2 separate regions of the Homo sapiens genome follow, and region 1 is linked to region 2. A link is an interaction called in ENCODE POLR2A ChIA-PET data of the cell type or tissue named here. Cell type or tissue: PC-9. All regions are shown on one strand. Links, peaks and the distances in the headings refer to the core of each region. The heading gives the core; the rest is flanking DNA.

What was found. ChIA-PET counts read pairs that join two places held together with the same protein. Peaks named below come from ENCODE experiments on the same cell type or tissue, not always from the same donor. Only the 100,000 strongest peaks of a DNase experiment are listed, where the experiment ranks them.
Region 1: POLR2A ChIA-PET joins it to region 2 with 16 read pairs; 6 of 35 experiments call an interaction of 5 or more read pairs at or near these places.

Annotation. Positions count from the first base shown.
Region 1 is chr16:29,935,293-29,951,366 of GRCh38, forward strand. No RefSeq gene overlaps it. Among named protein-coding and RNA genes, the nearest start is that of KCTD13, 17 kb to the left of the region's middle. In PC-9, for the core only: a CTCF peak has its summit at 8,668; DNase peaks (open chromatin) are centred at 8,259 and 9,009; H3K4me3 peaks cover 1,055 bases; H3K27ac peaks cover 2,435 bases.
Region 2 is chr16:29,822,892-29,826,286 of GRCh38, forward strand. All of the region lies in intron 1 of MVP (major vault protein), which reads left to right. Among named protein-coding and RNA genes, the nearest start is that of MVP, 4.1 kb to the left of the region's middle. RefSeq lists enhancers at 2,237-2,316, 2,377-2,506, 2,693-3,265. In PC-9, for the core only: no CTCF peak of the experiment used is centred there; DNase peaks (open chromatin) are centred at 1,930 and 2,480; H3K4me3 peaks cover 225 bases; H3K27ac peaks cover 1,888 bases.

The DNA.
Region 1 (16,074 bases), core at 7,587-10,086, 120 kb after region 2:
ACATTACATATCAAGCAGTTGAACTTTTTTTTGTAATGTCATGACTTTCCCCTGCTTCTTAGAAGCACTTCCAGCATGACTAGTGGCACTTCACGTGGGTCCCGTGGTGTTATACAAGGCTTACAGTATTGCACTAAACACAATAAAGAACACAGGAGAACCACAAGAGATCACTTTTTACTGTAATACATAATTTACTGGAGAGATAAACTGCTCATGTGGAGATGATTAGCATCACATAGCATTTAAAAAATTATTTTTTCTGCTGCACTTTAAAAATTCTTTTACTTTTTTTTTTTATTATTATTTTGTTGATGTTGAGATGGAGTCTTGCTCTGTCACCCAGGCAGGAGTGCGGTGGCACGATCTTGGCTCACTGCAAGCTCTGCCTCCCGGGTTCACGCCATTCTCCTGCCTCAGCCTCCTGAGTAAGCTGGGACTACAGGCGCCCGCCACAACGCCCGGCTAATTTTTTTGTATTTTTTTTAGTAGAAACAGGATTTCCTCATGTTAGCCAGGATGGTCTCAATCTCCTGACCTTGTGATCCGCCCTCCTCAGCCTCCCAAAGTGCTGGGATTACAGGCGTGAGCCACTGTGCCCGGCCTGCTAATTTTTTAATTTTAAATTATTATGGGTGTATTAGTCCATTTTCATATTGCTATGAAGAGATACTTGAGACTCGGTAATTTATAAAGAAAAAGAGGTTTAATAGATTCACAGTTCCACATGTCTGGGGAGGCCTCACCATCATGACAGAAGGCGAAGGAGGAGCAAAGACACGTCTTACATGGTGGCAGGCAAGAGAGTGTGTGCAGGGGAACTGCCCTTTATAAAACTATCAGAGCTCATGAGACTTATTCACTATCATGGGAACCGCATGGGACCATCTTGGTTCACTGCAACCTCCACCTCCCAGGTTCAAGCGATTCTTGTGCCTCAGCCTCCCAAGTAGCGGGGATTACAGGTGCCTGCCACCATGCCTGGCTAGTTATTGTATTTTTAGTAGAGATGGGGTTTCACCATGTTGGCCAGGCTAGTCTCGAACTCCTGACCTCAGGTGATCCACTTGCCTTGGCCTCCCAAAGTGCTGGGATTAGAGGTGTGAGCCAAATTTTTCTTGAGTTACAAAAGAAGACCATAGAGAGTCAAAGGTAACAGGATGAAGATAAGGAAGATCAGATAAAGAAAACTTTAATTAAAAGGGTATTAAAGACAATAACAGGCAATATGAATAACAGAACAAAGGGTAGGAAAACGGGTAATGCACAGCCATAGAAATGAACAAAATCATGTCCTTTGCAGCAACATGGATGCAGCTGAAGGCCATTATCCTAAGTGAATTAACACAGAAACAGAAAACCTAATATCATATGTTCTTACTTGTAAGTAGGAGCTAAACATTGAGTACACATGGACATAAAGATGAGAACAATAGAAGCTGGGAACTGCAGAGGGGAGGAAGGGAGGAGAAAGGGCTGAAAAACTTGCTATTGTTCCCTACTTGGGCGATGTGATCAGCAGAAGCCCAATCTTCAGCATCACACAACATGTCCTGGTAACCTCTGCATATAAAATTAAATTAAATTGAAAAAAAGGAAAAGGGCCAGGTGTGGTGGCTCACATCTGTGATCCCAGCACTTTGGGAGGCTGAGGCATGAAAATTTTTTGAGGCCAGAAGTTCAAGACCAGCCTAGGCAACACAGCAAGACCCTGTCTCTACAAAAAAAAAAAAATTTTAAATTGGCTAGGTGTGGTGATGTATGCCTGTATGTCTAACTACTCAAGAGGCTGAGGTGGGAAAAAATTGCTTGAGCCCAGGAGATCGAGGCTACAGAGAGCTATGACCACCACTGCACTCCAAACTGGGCGACAGAGTGAGATGAACCCATCACCCCCCTACCATAAAAAAGCAGAAGAAGAAAGGAAGAAAATAAAAAAGGTACCGAGTAATCAAATAACTAATCTTGTTCTGTTGTATTCCGCAGGAGAAGGTGACATATGTCTTTTCATTTGGGAAATGTGAATCCAAGGATCAACAAACAAGTTTTATTATTGTGTCAGTTACCTGTTAAGATACTTTCCTTGGCCAGGCTTGGTGGCCGACATCTGTGATTTCAGCACTTTGCAAGGCTGAGGTGGGTGGATCACTTGAGACCAGGAGCTCAAGACCAGCCTGGGCAACAAAGGGAGACCTCGCTTCTAAAAAAATTAAAAAGATTAGCCGGGCATTGTGGTGTGCACCTATGGTTCCAGCTACTTGAGAGACTGAAGCAGGAGGATCCTTTGAGCTCGTGAGGTAGAGGCCACAGTGAGCCTTGATCATGCCATTGCACTCCATCCTAGGCAAAAGAGCAAGACCCCATCTCTTAAAAAATAAATAATACTTTAAATTTTAGAATACATTGCATGAAACTTACCATCTTGGCTTTTTTTTTTTTTTTTGAGACAGAGTCCTGCTCTGTCGCCCAGGCTGGAGTGCAGTGGCGTGATATGGGCTCACTGCAAACTCCACTTCCCAGATTCAAGCAATTCTTATGCCTCAGTCTGCTGAGTAGCTGAGACTACAGGCACACATCACCACGCCCAGCTAATTTTTGTATTTTTAGTAGGGACGGGGATTCACCATGTTGGCCAGGCTGGTCTCGAACTCCCGACCTCAGGTGATCCGCCTGTCTCGGCCTCCCAAAGTGCTAGGATTACAAGCATGAGCGGCTGTACCTGGCCCATCTTGGCAATTTCTTTTTTTGAAATGGAGTTTCGCTCTTGTCACCAAGGCTGGTGTCAAGTAGCTGGGATTACAGGCGCCCGCCATCATGCCCGGCTAATTTTTGTTTTGTTTTGTTTTGTTTTTGAGATGAAGTTTCGCTCTTGTTGTCTAGGCTGGAGCGCAATGGCGTGATCTTGGCTCACTGCAACCTCTGCCTCCCAGGTTCAAGCGATTCTCCTGCCTCAGCCTCCCGAGTAGCTGGGACTACAGGCGCCCGCCACCACACCTGGCTAATTTTTGTATGTATAGTAGAGACAGGGTTTCACCATGTTGACCAGGCTGGTCTTGAACTTCTGACCTCAGGTGTTCCACCCGCCTCGGCCTCCCAAAGTGCTGGGATTACAGGTGTAAGCCACCGTGCCCGGCCTAATTTTTGTTTTTTTTTTAATAGAGGTGGGGTTTCACCATGTTGGCCAGGCTGGTCTCAACCTCCTGACATCAGGTGATCCACCTGCCTTGGCCTCCCAAAGTGCTGAGATTACAGGCGTGAGCCACTGCACCCAGCCAACATCAACAATTTTATAGAACACCACGACAGAGACAAGGCCACTCTATGACTGTGGTGGATCAGACAAAAACAAAGCCACTGTGTACTCATGATGTCTGAACACAGACAAAAACAAGAACATTGTCCAAACTATTTAGTCCTGCTCCTTTCTCCCACCTTTCAGTTGAAAATTACGGTACTCAGACATAGAATTACCTCTTCCTGGCCGGGTGCGGTGGCTCATGCCTGTAATCCCAGCACTTTGGGAAGCCAAGGCAGGCAGACCACGAGGTCAGGAGATCGAGACCATCCTGGCTAACACAGTGAAACCCCGTCTCTACTAAAAATACAAAAAAAATTAGCTGGGTGTGGTGGCGGGCACCTGTAGTCCCAGCTACTCGGGAGGCTGAGGCAGGAGAATGGCATGAACCTGAGAGGCGGAGCTTGCAGTGAGCCAAGATCGCGCTGTTGCACTCCAGCCTGGAGACAGAGCGAGACTCCATCTAAAAAAAAAAAAAAAAAAGAATTACCCCTTCCTTCCTGATGCATCCAAACCAGAGCAAACCCTCTTGCCTCAAATCCTCTCCTGAAACATAACACGAGCATAAGTCCTACAATAAGTCTTTTTTTTTTTTTTTTTTTAATTAGACACGTGGGGTTTCACTATGTTGCCCAGGCTGGTCTTGAACTCCTGGGCCTAAGCGATCTTCCTGCCTTGGCATTCCATATTGCTGGGCTTACAGGCGGGAGCCACCATGCCCAGTCTAAGTCATCTTCAACACCTCTTTCTGAGATGCCTTAGAGTTCCCCATATTATGTGGGTCTGCCTCATTGCTATGAGTCCGTAAAACTGACTTTGTTTTTTGTTTTGGGTTGTTTTTTTTTTTTTTTTTTTAGACATGGTCTCATTCTCTTGCCCAGGCTGGAGTACAGTAGTGCAATCATGACCTACTGCAGCCTCAACCTCCCAGGCTCAGGTGATTCTCCCACCTCAGCCCCCTTGAGTAGCTAGGACTACAGGCACATGCCACCACACCCCACTAATTTTTTGTATTTTTTGTAGAGATGGAGTTTCATCATGTTGCCCAGGCTAGTCTCAAACCCCTATGTTCAAGCAATCCTCCCACCTTAGCCTCCCAAAGAGCTGGGATTACATGCATGAACCACCACACTCAGTCCCCCAACGTTGTTTTAAAACTTTCTTTTAGGTGTGTTCTTGGTGGCCCTTAACAGAAGGACATTGACACTGGAATCTGGATGTTTGTTTGTTTTGGAGACAGGATCTTGCTCTGTCACCCAGGCTGGAGTGCAGTGGCACAATCTCGGCTCACTGCAACCTCTGCCTCCTGGGTTCAAGCGAATCTCGTGCCTCAGCCTCCCAAGTAGCTGGGATTACAGGTGCCTGCCACCACACCTGGCTAATTTTTGTATTTTTAGTAGAGACAGGGATTCACCATATTGGCCAGGCTGGTCTTGAACTCCTGGCCTCACGTGATCCACCCACCTCGGCCTCCCATAGTGCTGGGATTATAGGTGTGAGTCACTGCACCCGGCCTGGATTTTTTTTTTTCAGTGAAAGATACTGATTTTTTTTAAGTTGACTCAAAGCAAGTTTTAAACACTCTGTGTCCACTTCATGTTGCTATCACAGAATATCACAGTCTGCGTAGTTTAGGAACAATAGACATTTATTTGGCTTATGGTTCTAGAGGCTGTGAAGTCCAAGATACAGGAGCTGCCTCTGGTGAGACATCATCACGTGGCAAGAGAGCATGAGAGAGAGAAAGAGGGGGCTGAATTTGCTTTTATAACAAACCCATTCCTGAAATAATGGCATTAATCCATTGACCTAATTGCCTCTTAAGGATCTCACCTCTCAACAGTATTACATCAGGGATTAACTTTCCAACACCTGAGATTTGAGGGACTCATTCAAACCATAGTACTCTGAAATTGGATATATAGGTCTATGGGTGAGATTCCCACTGAGGGTTGCCAGTTTGCAACCTTTCAGTTGAATGGTCTCCCTCCTGGATGTCAAGGTTAATACTGCTATGAACAGCTATTATGCACCTAAGTTGAACCAGGGAGAGAACACATCCTTCCGCATGTACTATTTTATTTAATGTTATTTTCTACTAAGTCATTCAGAACTCTCTGGACTCTCTTCATGCTGTGTAATTTGCAAGGTTGCCTGCTGCATGTTTGGTTATAAATGAGGTCAAATCCCAATTTTGCAGGAGGACGTGGATGTATGCCCATTCCCTTCACACTGTGAGCCAGTAGCCATGGGAACTATAATCAAGTACACAATAACTCCCCCATGAACAAATCCTCAGGGAACAAGCTTCAATTGAATGAAACTGGCTTGACCACAGAGGAATCTGGGGGACTTTCTGAGCTTCGCGGACTTGTGCCGCCTCCTGACTTTAAGCTGGCTCTGGAGGAGGAGGAAGTGGAGGTATCTCAGGTATGGACCTCTTTCTGGAAGCTGGGACTTGGACCAGGCAAAGAAAGGAGGCGGTGGGGAAAATTCCCCCAGAGAAGGCAGGAGTGGGCCCTGCATACCAGGTCCCCAGGTCTCTGAGAGCTTTACTAGTTCTGGGAGTGTGTGGATCAAGCCTAAAGTCTAGAAGGAATTCTAGCATCACCCAGGGCGTTGGCTGGAATATCTTTAAGGACCCTTCCAGCCCTGGAATCATAGCAGCAAAGGACCCAATTGTATGACAGCTGCTTTGGCCAGTGAAGATGGAAAGACCAGGAAAAGCTTTAGGCTAAGCAATGGAGTTCACACCCCGCTAATTCACCTCCCTTGCGGCATCCCTGACATTTCCCACACAATATGTCCTTCATTCTGTTCTCCAAAAAGCCATTGCCTTCCTCTAACTGACTGAGATGAGCCCTGGAAACCCTGATGCCCACCAGACCCCTGCCTTTCCTCTTCTCTGCTGTTGGCCAAGGTTTCTGCCTCAGTTGCCCTGTCTGACAATACAGTTTCCCTAGGACTGGAGCTAGCCCTGGCATCCCAGAATCCCCAACAGGTGCTAGCCCCTGGAGTCAGGACTGTCTTCCTGTGTCCCTGTGCTTGCTGCAGAATAAACTGATTACTTTTAACTACCATTCTGAATATAGTCACTACCAGGAACCGCTGACTACCTGTGACATACCATCTAGCATGGTACCACAGCACCTGGCCCAGCATCTTGGGAGGCCAAGGTGGGAGGACTGCTTGAGGGCAGGAGTTTGAGATCAACCTGGGCAACTACATAGTGAGACCCCACCTCTACAAAAAATTTCAAAATTAGCCGAGTGTGATTGCACATGCCTGTAGTCCCAGCTACTTGGGAGGCTGAGGCAGGAGGATGGATTGAGCACAGGAAGTGGAGGCTGCAGTGAGCTATGATTGCACCACTGCACTCCAGCCTGGGAGACAAAGGGAGATTCCGTACATAAATAAACAAATAAATAAAAAACAAAGGAGATGGATTTTTTTCTACAAGAGAGTTACATGCAGGGTGCTAGGTACTATAGGTGGAGACTTGCCGAGGTTCAGTGGGAATGGGAGCTCAATCCTGAGAGTGGGGGAAGGCATTACAGAGGCTGTGACCTTTGAGACTGGTCTTGAAGAAAGAGAAAATGTGTACAAGGCAGAAAGAAGGGAGAAAGTTACCCGAAGAGAGAACTGCACCAGCCAAAAATATGGAGGTATGGAGTAGGTAGAATTGTGAGACATTTATGTGACTGGAGTGAAAAATGAGAGATGATGCTGGAAAGGAGAGTTAAGGCCAGGTTTTGAAGGATCTCTTAAAAAAATAATAGGCTGGCGAGATTGTGCCACTGCACTCCAGCCTGGGCGACAGAGCAAGACTCCGTCTCAAAAATAATAATAATAATAGTAATAATAGGCTGGGCACAGTGGTTCACACCTGTAATCCCAGCGCTTTGGGAAGCCAAAGCGGGCAGATCACTCAAGATCAGGAGTTCAAGACCAGCCTGGCCAACACGGCAAAACCCTGTCTCTACTAAAAATACAAAAATTAGCTGGGCGTGGTGGTGTGCACCTGTAGTCCCAGCTACTAGGGAGGCTGAGGCAGAAGAATTGCTTGAACCCGGGAGGCGAAGGTTGCAGTGAGCAGAGATTCTGCCACTGCACTCCAGCCTGGGTGACAGAGCAAGACTCTGTCTCAAAAAATTAATAATGATAATAATACATTAATTTTGAGATAAGATCTTGCTCTGTCGCCCAGGCTGGAGTGCAGTGATATAATCACAGTTCACTGCAGCCTCAAGCTCCTGGGCTTAAGCGATCCTCCTGCCTCAGCGTCCCAAGGTGCTGGGACTACAACCATATGACACTGACGGAGCAAGAGCACTGTCATCTGGGACAAACACCGCCCCTTTAAGTTACAGCTCCCTTTCTAGCCTCATGCATTTCAAGGAAATCACTTCTCTTCTAACTACAAGCAGACAGAAAGAGCAGACAGGAAAACGCAGATAAGACAGTTTGGGCATAGAGGGAGGTGGGGGCAAAGTCTCTTGGGTAACTGCCAAACTTCACCCTCATACAACGGGCCCCAGTAAAACAGTGGGCCTTAGGCCGGGCGTGGTGGCTCATGTCTGTAATCCCAGCACTTTGGGAGGCTGAGGTGGGCAGATCACGAGGTCAGGAGTTCGAGACCAGCCTGATCAACACGGTGAAACCCCATCTCTATTAAAAATACAAAAATTAGCCGGGCATGGTGGCGCGCGCCTGTAATCCCAGCTACTCAGGAGGCTGAGGCAGGATAATCCCTTGAACCTGGGAGGCAGAGGTTGCAGTGAGCCTAGATCACGCCACTGCATTCCAGCCTGGACAACAGAGAGAGATTGTCTCAAAACAAACAAACAAAAAAATAATGGGCCTTAATAAGCACATTTCTTTCCCTTCAGTTGCACTAAGATAGGGAAGTTAAAAGCAGACTCAGGGGATATGCCTATAGCTGCAGAAAAAAGATAAGCACAAGATAAGCACAACAAAGAGACACAGAAGCAGTCCAAGCCTCTGATAAACTCTCCCACCCTGAATCCTTACAAACTCTTTGTAAGAAAGGGTGGCTCTGACCTAACTTGGCCAGCTGCCAAGTTTATTATTCAAAATAAACCTGTCCCTGATGACTGTCAAACCACCCTTCATGTTTCTCTCCTCTTTCTTTAATTCTTACAGCCACCACGCCTGGCTAATTTTTTTGAATTTCACTGGAGGTCTTGCTGTGTTGCCCAGGCTGGACTTGAACTCCTGAGCTCAAGTGATCCTCTCGCCTCAGCCTCCGAGTGTTGGGATTGCTGGAGGATCATATCTGTTTCCAAAGGTGGAGCTTTCTGCTGGAGGCAGCAGAGTTCTTCAGGCAGAGCAGCTGAGTCTTGAGGTTGCTCTTTTAGGAAACAAACTCAGGAGGCGCTGTGGAAGATGCATTGAATGGAGTAGGAGGTGGAGGCAGCGAGAAGGGTGAGGAGACACTGCTGAGCCCTGATGAGAGACAAAGAATGTCTGAAGGAAGCAAAGGGAATGGAGAGGAGGGGAAGGCTTTGGGAAGACTGTGATGCATGGAATGCGTGGGATAAGGGCAGAGGGTGGAGTCCAGGCTGACTCAGAGGTTTATTGCCTGGGAGACTGGGTAGATGATTACACTGTAACCTGAGATGAAGATACAGTAAGAGGAGTTTATATGAAGAAAAAGTAGGCCAGGCGCAGTGGCTCACGCCCATAATCCCAGCACTTTGGGAGGCTGAGGCGTGTGAATCACCTTAGCCCCAGAGTTCCAGATCAGCCTGAGCAACATAGAGAAATCTCATCTCTACTAAAATTCAAAACAATTAGCTAGGTGTTGTGGTGCAGACCTGTAGTCCCAGCTACTTGGGAGTCTGAGATGGGAGAACCGCTTGGGCCCAGGAGGTCGAGGCTGCAGTGAGTCATGATCGTGCTACTGCACTCCAGCTTGGGCGACAGAGCAAGACACTGTCTCAAAAGGAAAAAACAGAAAAAGTAATAAGCTCAGTTTTTAAACAGAAATTGTAGTAGAATACAATGTAAAATTTACCATTTAACCATTTTACAGTGTACAATTCAGTGGCATTAAGTAAATTCACAATGTTTGAAAGCATCACCTTGATCTAGCTCCAAAACATTCTCATCACCCCAAAGGAAACCCCCAAATCCATTAGGCAGTGATTCTCTATTCCCCTGTGTGCCCAGCCCCTGGCAGTCCCTAATCTCCCTGTAGATTTGCCTGTTCTGGACATTTCATATGCATGGAATCATACGATATGTGACTATAGTTTATGGCTGGCCACTTTCACTTAGCACAATGTTTTCTTTCTTTCTTTTTTTTTTTTTTTTTTGAGACGGAGTCTCGCTCTGTCACCCAGGCTGGAGTGCAGTGGCACGATCTCGGCTCACTGCAAGCTCCGCCTCTCGGGGTTCACGCTATTCTCCTGCCTCAGCAGAGTAGCTGGGACTACAGGCGCCCGCCACCACGCCCGGCTAATTTTTTGTATTTTTAGTAGAGATGGGGTTTCACCGTGTTAGCCAGGATGGTCTCAATCTCCTGACCTCGTGATCCGCCTGCCTCGGCCTCCCTAAGTGCTGGGATTACAGGCGTGAGCCACTGTGCCCAGCCAGCACAATGTTTTCAAGGTTCATCCATGTTATAGTATGTATCAGAATTCTTTTTTTTGGAGACTCAGAGCCCCATTTTTTTTGGAGACTCAGAGTCTCATTCTATCACCCAGGCTGGAGTGCAGTGGTGCAATCTTGGCTCACTGCAACCTCTGCCTCCCAGGTTCAAGTGATTCTCCTGCCTCCCGAGTAGCTGGGATAATAGGCAAACGCCACCATACCCAGCTAATTTTTGTATTTTTAGTAGAGAAAGGGTTTCGCCATGTTGGTCAGGCTGGTCTCGAACTCCTGACCTCAAGTGATCTATCTGCCTTGGCCTCCCAAAGTGCCGGGATTATAGGCGTGATCCACCGCGCCTGGCCCCTTACCCATTTTTCAATTGGTCAATTTTCTTTTTCTTATTGAATTGTAAGAGTTATTTCTATGTTTTAAATACAAGTACTTTATCAGATGTAAGATTTGCAAATACTTTTTCCCATTCGGTGAGCTGTCTTTTCACCTTGTGGCTGGTATTCTTTTTTTTTTTTTTTTTTTTGAGACAGAGTCTTGCTCTGTTGCCCAGGCTGGAGTACAGTGGCAGGATCTCGGCTCACTGCGAGCTCCACCTCCCGGGTTCACGCCATTCTCCTGCCTCAGCCTCCTGAGTAGCTGGGACTACAGGCGCCCGCCACCATGCCCGGCTAATTTTTTGTATTTTTTTTTAGTACAGATGGGGTTTCACGGTGTTAGCCAGGATGCTCTCTATCTCCTGACCTCGTGATCCACCCGCCTTGGCCTCCCAAAGTGCTGGGATTACAGGCGTGAGCCACCGCGCCCGGCCTTGTGGGTGGTATTCTTTGAAACACAAAACTTTTTATTTTGATGAAGTCCCCTTTATCTATTTTTACTTTTGTTACCTGTGCTTTTGGTATCATATCTAAGAAATCATTGCCAAATACAATATGATGAAGATTTTCCCCTATGTTTTATTCTAGGATTTTTATGGTTTTTGCACTTAAGTTTAGATCTTTGATCCATTTTGAGTTAATTTTTTGTATGTGAGCTAAGCTTTCTATGTGGGGTACAGAAAAGGGCTAACCTCATTATTTTGCATGTTTCCCCCACCCCCTGCCCACCAACATTTGTCAAAAATACGAATCCTTTCCCCCATTGAATAGTCTAAACAACTATTTTCAACAAGGGAAAATAGTTGAAAATCAATTGTTGAAAATCAATTAACCATATATGTGAGGATTTATTTCTGGGTTCTCTATTCTACTCCATTTGTTTCTCTATCTACCCTTAGGTCAGTATCACACTGGGTTTTTTCTTTTGTTTGTTTTAACTTTTTAAATTTCTTGTTTTTAATTTTTGTGGGTACGTAGTAGGCATATATATTTATAGGGTACAGGAGATACTTTGATAGAGGCATGCAACGCATAATAATCACATCATGATAAATGGGGTATCTATCCCCTCAAGCATTTATCCTTTGTGTTACAAATAACCCAGTTAAATTCTTTCAGTTATTTTAAAATATACAATTAAATTATTATTGACTGGCCTGGCGCAGTGGCTCGTGCTGTAATCCCAGCACTTTTGGAGGCCGAGATGGGCGGATCATTTGAGGCCAGGAGTTCAAGACCAGCCTGACCAACATGGTGAAACTCCATCTGTACTAAAAAGACAAAAAAAGTTAGCCAGGCCTCAGGCGCCTGTAGTCCCCACTACTCAGGAGGCTGAGACAGGAGAATGGCGTGAACCCAGGAGGCAGAGCTTGCAGTGAGCTGAGATCGTGCCACTGCACTCTAGCCTGGGTGACAGAGCGAGACTCCATCTCAAAAAAAAAAAAAAAGTTAGCCAGGCCTAGGGGTGCACGCCCATAGTCCCAGCTACTTGAGAGGCTGAGGCAGGGGAATTGCTTGAACCTGGGAGGCGGAGGTTGCAGCAAGCCAAGATCATGCCACTGCACTCCACCCTGGTTGACAGAGCTAGACTCCGTCTCAAAAAAAAAAAAAGAATGGCCTGGCGCTGTGGCTCATGCCTGTAATCCCAGCACTTTGGGAGGCCGAGGCGGGGGGCAGATCATGAGATCAGGAGTTCGAGACCAGCCTGACCAACATAGGGAAACCCGTCTCTACTAAAAATACAAAAATTAGCCAGGCATGGTGGTACATGCCTGTAGTCCCAGCTACTCAGGAAGCTGAGGCAGGAGAATCGCTTGAACCTGGGAAGCAGAGGTTGCAGTGAGCCAAGATGGCACCACTGTACTCCAGCCTGGGCAACAGAGCAAGACTCTGTCTCAAAAAAAAAAAAAAAAAGAAGAATCATATTGCTAAAAAAAATAGTTTTTCATTCTGTCTATATGTCATAAGTGAGATGACTTGAACTCCCTAAGCATATGTGTCCATTATTTCCACCATTAAAATGAATTAAGGTGCTTGGCATGACTGCCCCCTGTTTATTAGTTCTAATAGTTTTTTAGTGGAGTCTATGTTTTTTCTAAATATAAGATCTTATCATCTGCAAACAAGAATAATTTTTACTTCTTCCTTTCCAATTTGGACGCCCTTTGTTTCTTTCTCTTGTCTAATTGTTCTAGCTAGGTCTTCCAGTACTATGCTGAATAACAGTGGTGAAAGTGGGCATCCTTGTCATGTTCCAGATCTTAGAGGAAAGTCTTTCGGGTTTTCCTCATTCAGTATGATACTAGCTGTGGGTCTGTCATATATGGTTTTTATAATGTTGAGGTATGTTTCTTCTACACCCAGTTTTTTGAGGGTTTTTATTATGAAGTAGTGTTGAATTTTATCAAATGCTTTTTCAGCATCAATTGAAATGATCATATGGTTTTTGTCTTTCGTTTTGTTGATATGATGTACCACATTAATTGATTTGTGTATGTTGAACCATCCTTGCATCCCTGGGAGAAATTCCACTTCGTCATGATGATCTTTTTTTTTTTCTGAGGTGGAGTCTTGCTCTGTCACCTAGGCTAGAGGGCAATGGCACAATCTCAGCTCACTGCAGCCCCTGCCTCCTGAGTTCAAGTGATTCTCCTGCCTCAGCCTCCCCAGGAGCTGGGACTACAGGTACATGCCACCACACCCAGCTAATTTTTTTTATTGTAGAGTCAACATTTTGCCATTTACCCAGGCAAAATGAGTAACATTGTGACCTCCTGGGTTAAAGTGATCTTCCTGCCTTAGCCTATCAAAGTATTGGGATTATAGGCATGAGCTACCATGCCCAGCCAAATACTATCTTATTACCCATTATTTTAAACTGATAACTGATGACAACTTTTTTTTTTTTTTGAGACAGAGTCTCGCTCTGTCGCCCAGGCTGGAGTGCAGTGGCACGATCTTGGCTCACTGCAAGCTCCGCCTCCCGGGTTCGTGCCATTCTCCTGCCTCAGCCTCCCAAGTAGCTGGGACTACAGGCACCCGCCACCGTGCCCAACTAATTTTTTGTATTTTTAGTAGTGACGGGGTTTCACTGTGTTAGCCAGGATGATCTCGATCTCCTGACCTCGTGATCCACCCGCCTCGGCCTCCCAAAGTGCTGGGATTACAGGCGTGAGCCACCACGCCCGGCAAACTGATGACAACTTAACACTGGTTGCATAAACAAACAAACAAGCAAAATGAAAAAAAAAATAATAAAAACTCTACACTTTAACTTCCTCCCCCCCTGCTTTTTTTTTTTTTTTTTTTGAGATGGAGTCTCACTCTGTCGCCCAGGATGGAGTGCAGTGGCGCTATCTCAGCTCACTGCAACCTCTGCCTTCCATGGTTCAAGCGATTCTCCTGTCTCAGCCTCCTGAGTAGCTGGGACTACAGGTGCACACCACCACACCTGGCTAATTTTTGTATTTTTAGTAGAGACGGAGTTTCACCATATTGGTTAGGCTTGTCTTGAACTCCAGACCTTGTGATCCACCCGCCTCAGCCTCCCAAAGTGCCGGGATTACAGGCATGAGCCACCGTGTCCAGCCCCCACTGCTTTTTAATGTGGTTCCCTTTATGTCTTATTGTACTATGCCTTGAAATGTTGTAGTTATTGTTTTTTTATTGGTTCATTGTTTAGCTTTTCTACTTAAGAGTAGTTGGCCAGGCGCAGTGGCTCATGCTTGTAATCCCAGCACTTTGGGAGGCCTAGGTGGGTGGATCACCTGAAGTCGGGAGTTCAAGACCAGCCTGACCAACACGGAGAAACCCTGTCTCTACTAAAAATACAAAATTAGCTGGGTGTGGTGATACATGCCTATAATCCCAGCTACTCGGGAGACTGAGGCAGGAGAATCTCTTGAACCCGGGAGGAGGAGGTTGCAGGGAGTCGAGATCGCACCATTGCACTCCAGCCTGGGCAACAAGAGTGAAACTCCATCTCAAAAAACAAAACAAAACAAAACAAAAACAGATAATGGTAGTTTATATACCAAAATTACAGTGTTATAATACCCTGTATTTTTCTGTGTGCTTGCTATTACCAGTGAATTTTGTACCTTCAAATGATTTCTTATTGCTCATGAACATCCTTTTCTTTCAGATTGAAGAACTCCCCTTAGCATTTCTCGTAGGACAGGTCTGGTGTTGATGAAACCCTTCATTTTCGTTTGTCTGGGCAAGTCTTTATTTATCCTTCATGTTTGAAGAATATTTTTACCAGACATACTATTCTAGGGTAATTTTTTTTTCTTTTAGCACTTTCAATGTCATGCCATTCTTTCCTGGCCTGTAAGGTTTCCACTGAAAAGTCTGCTGCCAGATGGGAATTGGAGCTCCATTGTGTGTTTTTTTGTTTGTTGTTTGTTTGTTTGTTTTTCTGAGATGGAGTCTCGCTCTGTCGCCCAGGCTGGAGTGCAGTGGCGGGATCTCAGCTTACTGCAAACTTCACCTCCCAGGTTCAAGCGATTCTCCTGCCTCAGCCTCCTGAGTAACTGGGACTACAGACATGCACCAATACACATGTGTGTGTGTGTGCGTGTGCGCGTGTGTGTGTATTTTTAGTAGAGACGGGGTTTCACCATGCTGGCCAGGCTGGTCGTGAACTTCTGACCTCAGGTGATCCACCCACCTCAGCTTCCCAAAGTGCTGGGATTACAGGCGTGAGCCACCACGCCTTCTAATGCATTCTTTAGTATGTCAATTGCATTTTCCAACTCTAGAATTTCTGCTTATTTTTAGTTATTTCAATCTCTTTGTTAAATTTATTGATAGAATTCTGAATTCCTTCTCTGTGTTATTGTGAATTTCTTTGAGTTTCCTCAAAACGTCTTTTTTGAATTCTCTGTCTGAAAAGTCCCATCTGTGTTTCTCCAGGATTAGTCCCTGGTGGCTTCTTTGGTTCATTTGGTGAGGTCATGTTTTCCTGGATGGTCTTGATGCTTGTCAATGTTCATCAGTGTCTGCACATTGAAGAGTTAGGTATTTATTGTAGCCTTTGCAGTCTGGGCTTGTTTGTGCCCATCTTTTTTGGGAAGGCTTTCCAGGTATCCAAAAAGACTTGAGCTCCAAGCCCAATAACACTGTGGTTCTTGTGGACTCATATAAGTACCACCTTGGTGGTCCTAGATAAGATCCAGATGAATTCTCTGATTACTAGGCAGAGACTCTTGTTCTCTTTCCTTACTGTCTCCCAAATAAATGGAGTCTCTGTCTCTTTGCTGAGCTTCCTGGAGCTAGGGGTGGGGTGATGCAAGCCTTCTTATGACCACCACCATTAGGACTGTGCTGGGTCATACCTGAAGCCAGCACAGCAGTGGGTCTCACCCAAGGCCCACTGTAACCACTACCCGAATACCATCTATGTTCACTCAAGGCCCTAGGGCTCTACAATCAGCAGCTAGGGCCACCAGTCTGATTTCTATCTTTCCCTTCAGGGCAGCGAGTTCCTCCAGGTCCTGGGAGGGTCCAGAGATAATGTCTGGGAGCCACGGATTAGAGTCAAAAACCTTAGAAATCTACCTGGTGTTCTATTCTACTGCAGCTAAGCTGGGACTCAAACCACAAGACAAAGTGCCTCCCACTCTACCTTCCCCTTTCCATGGACAGAGGACAGAGGAGCCTCTCCCAGTGGCCACTACCACCACTGGCCTGCAGAGAGTTCTGAACACTCACTTAAAGCCCAAGGCCTCTTCAAGTCAACTTGTGGTGAATGCTCTCAGGCCTGGGACTCACCCT
Region 2 (3,395 bases), core at 896-3,395:
ATTTTTAGTAGAGACGAAGTTTCACCATGTTGGCCAGGCTGGTCTCGAACTCCTGAGCTCAGGCAATCCGCCTGCCTTGGCCTCCCAAAGTGCTGGGATTACAGCCACTGCGCCCGGCCTGAAACTGATCTTTATCCTCCTCCCAGTTCCTACTGTGCACCAGAGACCCTCCAGTCTCTAATACCTTTGACTTGAAGAGCAGTCATTTTTTTTTCCTTTTCTTTTCTTTTCTTTTTTTTTTTTTTTTTTTTGAGATGGCCTCACTCTTGCCCAGGCTAGAGCGCACTCGTGTGCTCCATTTACGGCTCACTGCAGCCTTGACCTCCCAGGCACAGGCGATCCTCCCACCTCAGCCTCCAAAGTAGCAGGGACCACAGGTGTGCACCACCACACCTAGCTAATATTTTTTATGGTTTTTATAGAGACAGGGTCTCCCTATGTTGCCCAGGCTGGTCTTGAACTCCTGGCCTCAAGTGATCCTCCCATCTTGGTCTCCCAAAGTGCTGGGATTACAGGTGGGAGCCACCAAGCCTAGTCAACAGTCACTTTTATTCTCACTTCACTGGAGAGGAAGGCTCAGAGGCTAGTAAGTGGCCCAGGAGCATGCTGGCAGTGATAAAACCTGCTGGAGTGACATTTTCCCACTGGCTCTCAATCCTGGATATATATTAAGAGTCAGAGGCCAGGCGCGGTGGCTCACGCCTGTAATCCCAGCACTTTGGGAGGCCAAGGCAGGCGGATCACGAGGTTAGGAGATCAAGACCATCCTGGCTAACACAGTGAAACCCCATCTCTACTAAAAATACAAAAAAAATTAGCTAGGCGTGGTGGTGGGTGCCTGTAATCCCAGCTGAGGCAGGAGAATGGCATGAACCCGGGAGGCGGAGCTGCAGTGATCCGAGATCGTGCCACTGCACTCCAGCCTGGGTGACAGAGCGAGACTCGTCTCAGAAAAAAAAAAAAAAAATGAGGGAGAACTTTTTACAATAGCAACGGGTGAACCTCACCCAGACCAATTAAATAGAATCACCGGAGATGGGTGGCTTTAAAAAAAGGTCTCCAGAAGGCCTGGCGCGGCAGATCACACCTGTTATCCTAGCCCTTTGGGAGGCCGAGGTGGGTGGATCACTTCCAGCCTGACCAACATGGCGAAACCCTGTCCACTAAAAACAAAATTATCTGGGTGTGGTGGCGGACATCTGTAATCCCAGCTACTTGGGAGGCTGAAGCAGGAGAATTGCTTGAACTCGGGAGGCAGAGGTTGCAGTGAGCCGAGATGGCTACACTCCAGTCTGGGCAACAAGCACGAAACTCCATCTCAAAAAAAAAAAAAAAAAAAAAAAAAAAAAACAGATTTCCAGATGACCAGTGTGCAGCCCGAGCCGAGAGTCTGCTTTAGACCAGAGCTGCTCAGACTGTAATGTGCATGCAAGTCATTGAGGGTCGAGTTAAAATGCCAGTAGATTCAGTGGCTCTGGGGTGGGGCCCCAGGCTGTGTTGCTATCAAGCCTCCAGGTGGTACCACTCTACTCACTGCAGACCCCGTAGGCAGTGTGGTCACTTGGTCAATTGCCATTTAAGACTCACTAGGGGCCAGGTGTGGTGGTTCACGCCTGTAATCCTAGCACTTTGGGAGGCTGAGGCAGGCAGATTGCCTGAGCTCAGGAGTTTGAGACCACCCTGGGGTGAAACCCCATCTCTACTAAAATACAAAAAATTAGCCAGGCTTGGTGGCATGTGCCTGTAATTCCAGCTACTCGGGAGGCTGAGGCACGAGAATTGCTTGAACCTGGGAGGTAGGTGGACGTTGCAGTGAGCCGAGATTGTGCCACTTCACTCCAGCCTGGGCTACAGTCTCCAAAAAAAACAAAAAAGAGATTCAGTATATCAGCTACTCACAGTTGACCCTGAAGATCTCTGGGAAGTAGTGACTCATGACTCGTTTATTTATTAAGTTTTGCTGTAGCAGAAGTTTACTTTTGAGCCAAGAGTCTGATCCGGTCTCCCTCTTTTTTTTTTTTTTCTTTCTTTAAAGAGATGGGGCCTTGCTATGTTGCCCAAGCTGGTCTTGAACTCCTGGCCTCAATCCATCCTCCCACCTTCGGCCTCCCAAAGTGTTGGGATTACAGGTGTGAGCCACCTCTCTCAGGCAAGAGCCCCTCTTTTAACTAGACAATGAACCTGGTTTCTGCTTTGGACAGGCTATTTAGTTCCTGCTTATTTACCCTCATGGTGGGAGAGACCCTGGTGGGATTTGGGGTGAAAGCTGGCTGTGGTTCTTGCAGGAGCCTCATGACACCTGAGGGAGGTGTGATCAGGCAAGACTGGGCCTCTACACTGAGAGCCGACTAGGGCAGGTCTCAGAAGCAGAGACTGAAGGAAGTTGGGTGGATGAGTGGATCTGGGGAGCAGGGGCCAAGCCTGAGGGCTGGGCAGAGCCTTCCAAAGGTCAACACAATCCTTGCTATTGTCTTTTGAGGGCCCTGATCTATTTTAAGTAAAATGCTCTAACTGCGCATGTCATCTGGAAGGAAACCACAAAAAACTCAATCTGAGACTTGTCACCAATGTGCTGCCTGAGTCAAAGGGTTTCCCTGGCTCACCTCCATAGATGGCGAGGGTAGAAGGCAAGACCTGTCCTGGGTGGTCTAGGCAGAAGGCCCAGGTTTAGGGCATGGCAGGTGGGTGGTCAGGGAGGTGAGGTGGGGTCCTGGTGCTGATGCAGGGGCAGTTGCCGAGGGCTTGGCCTCAGAACAAGGCAGGAGTCCAGCCATGAGGATGACTCTTGCTGAGTCACTGAGCTGGGCGAGGCATTCAGACCCCCTGACTGGGCCCAGCTGGGGCGGCAGATGGTGGAGAGGCCTCAGCTGTGGGGGGTGTTGGGGAGATTATCCACTGATGAACCAAATGGAGGCTGTTCCCAGAGCCTGCTTCCAACCTTGCACGGCCTTCTAGAGTTCAAATCTTTCCTGGGGGGGCCTCAGAGCCCTGTCCATACCTCCGCTCACAGCCCCAGCCCTTCCTCTTCTCCCATCTGGTTTCCTGGCCAGGTTTCGGCCCTGCGGAGAACCCTCCAAGGGAGCAGTGGAAAAAGCTTCACTTGGCAGTAAAGCCCCTACTTGCTGTTCCATCCCTGCAGCTGGGGTGAAATAAGCCACTGACCAGTAAACAACTGAGGCTTAAACCAGCATGCCAGCTCAGGTGGGGAGCCCCCAGCACTGGTTATATTCCCTAGATTCCTCACTGGATAGGAAAGTTGGGCCTCAGGCACTCTTCCCTCCTCTGCAGTCAAACAGTGCAGATGAAGAGCCAGGCTCTGTTCCCAGTGCTTTATGTGCTAACTTGGTTGATAATGTTATCCATTCTCATTTTGTAGATGAGGAAACAGGCACAGG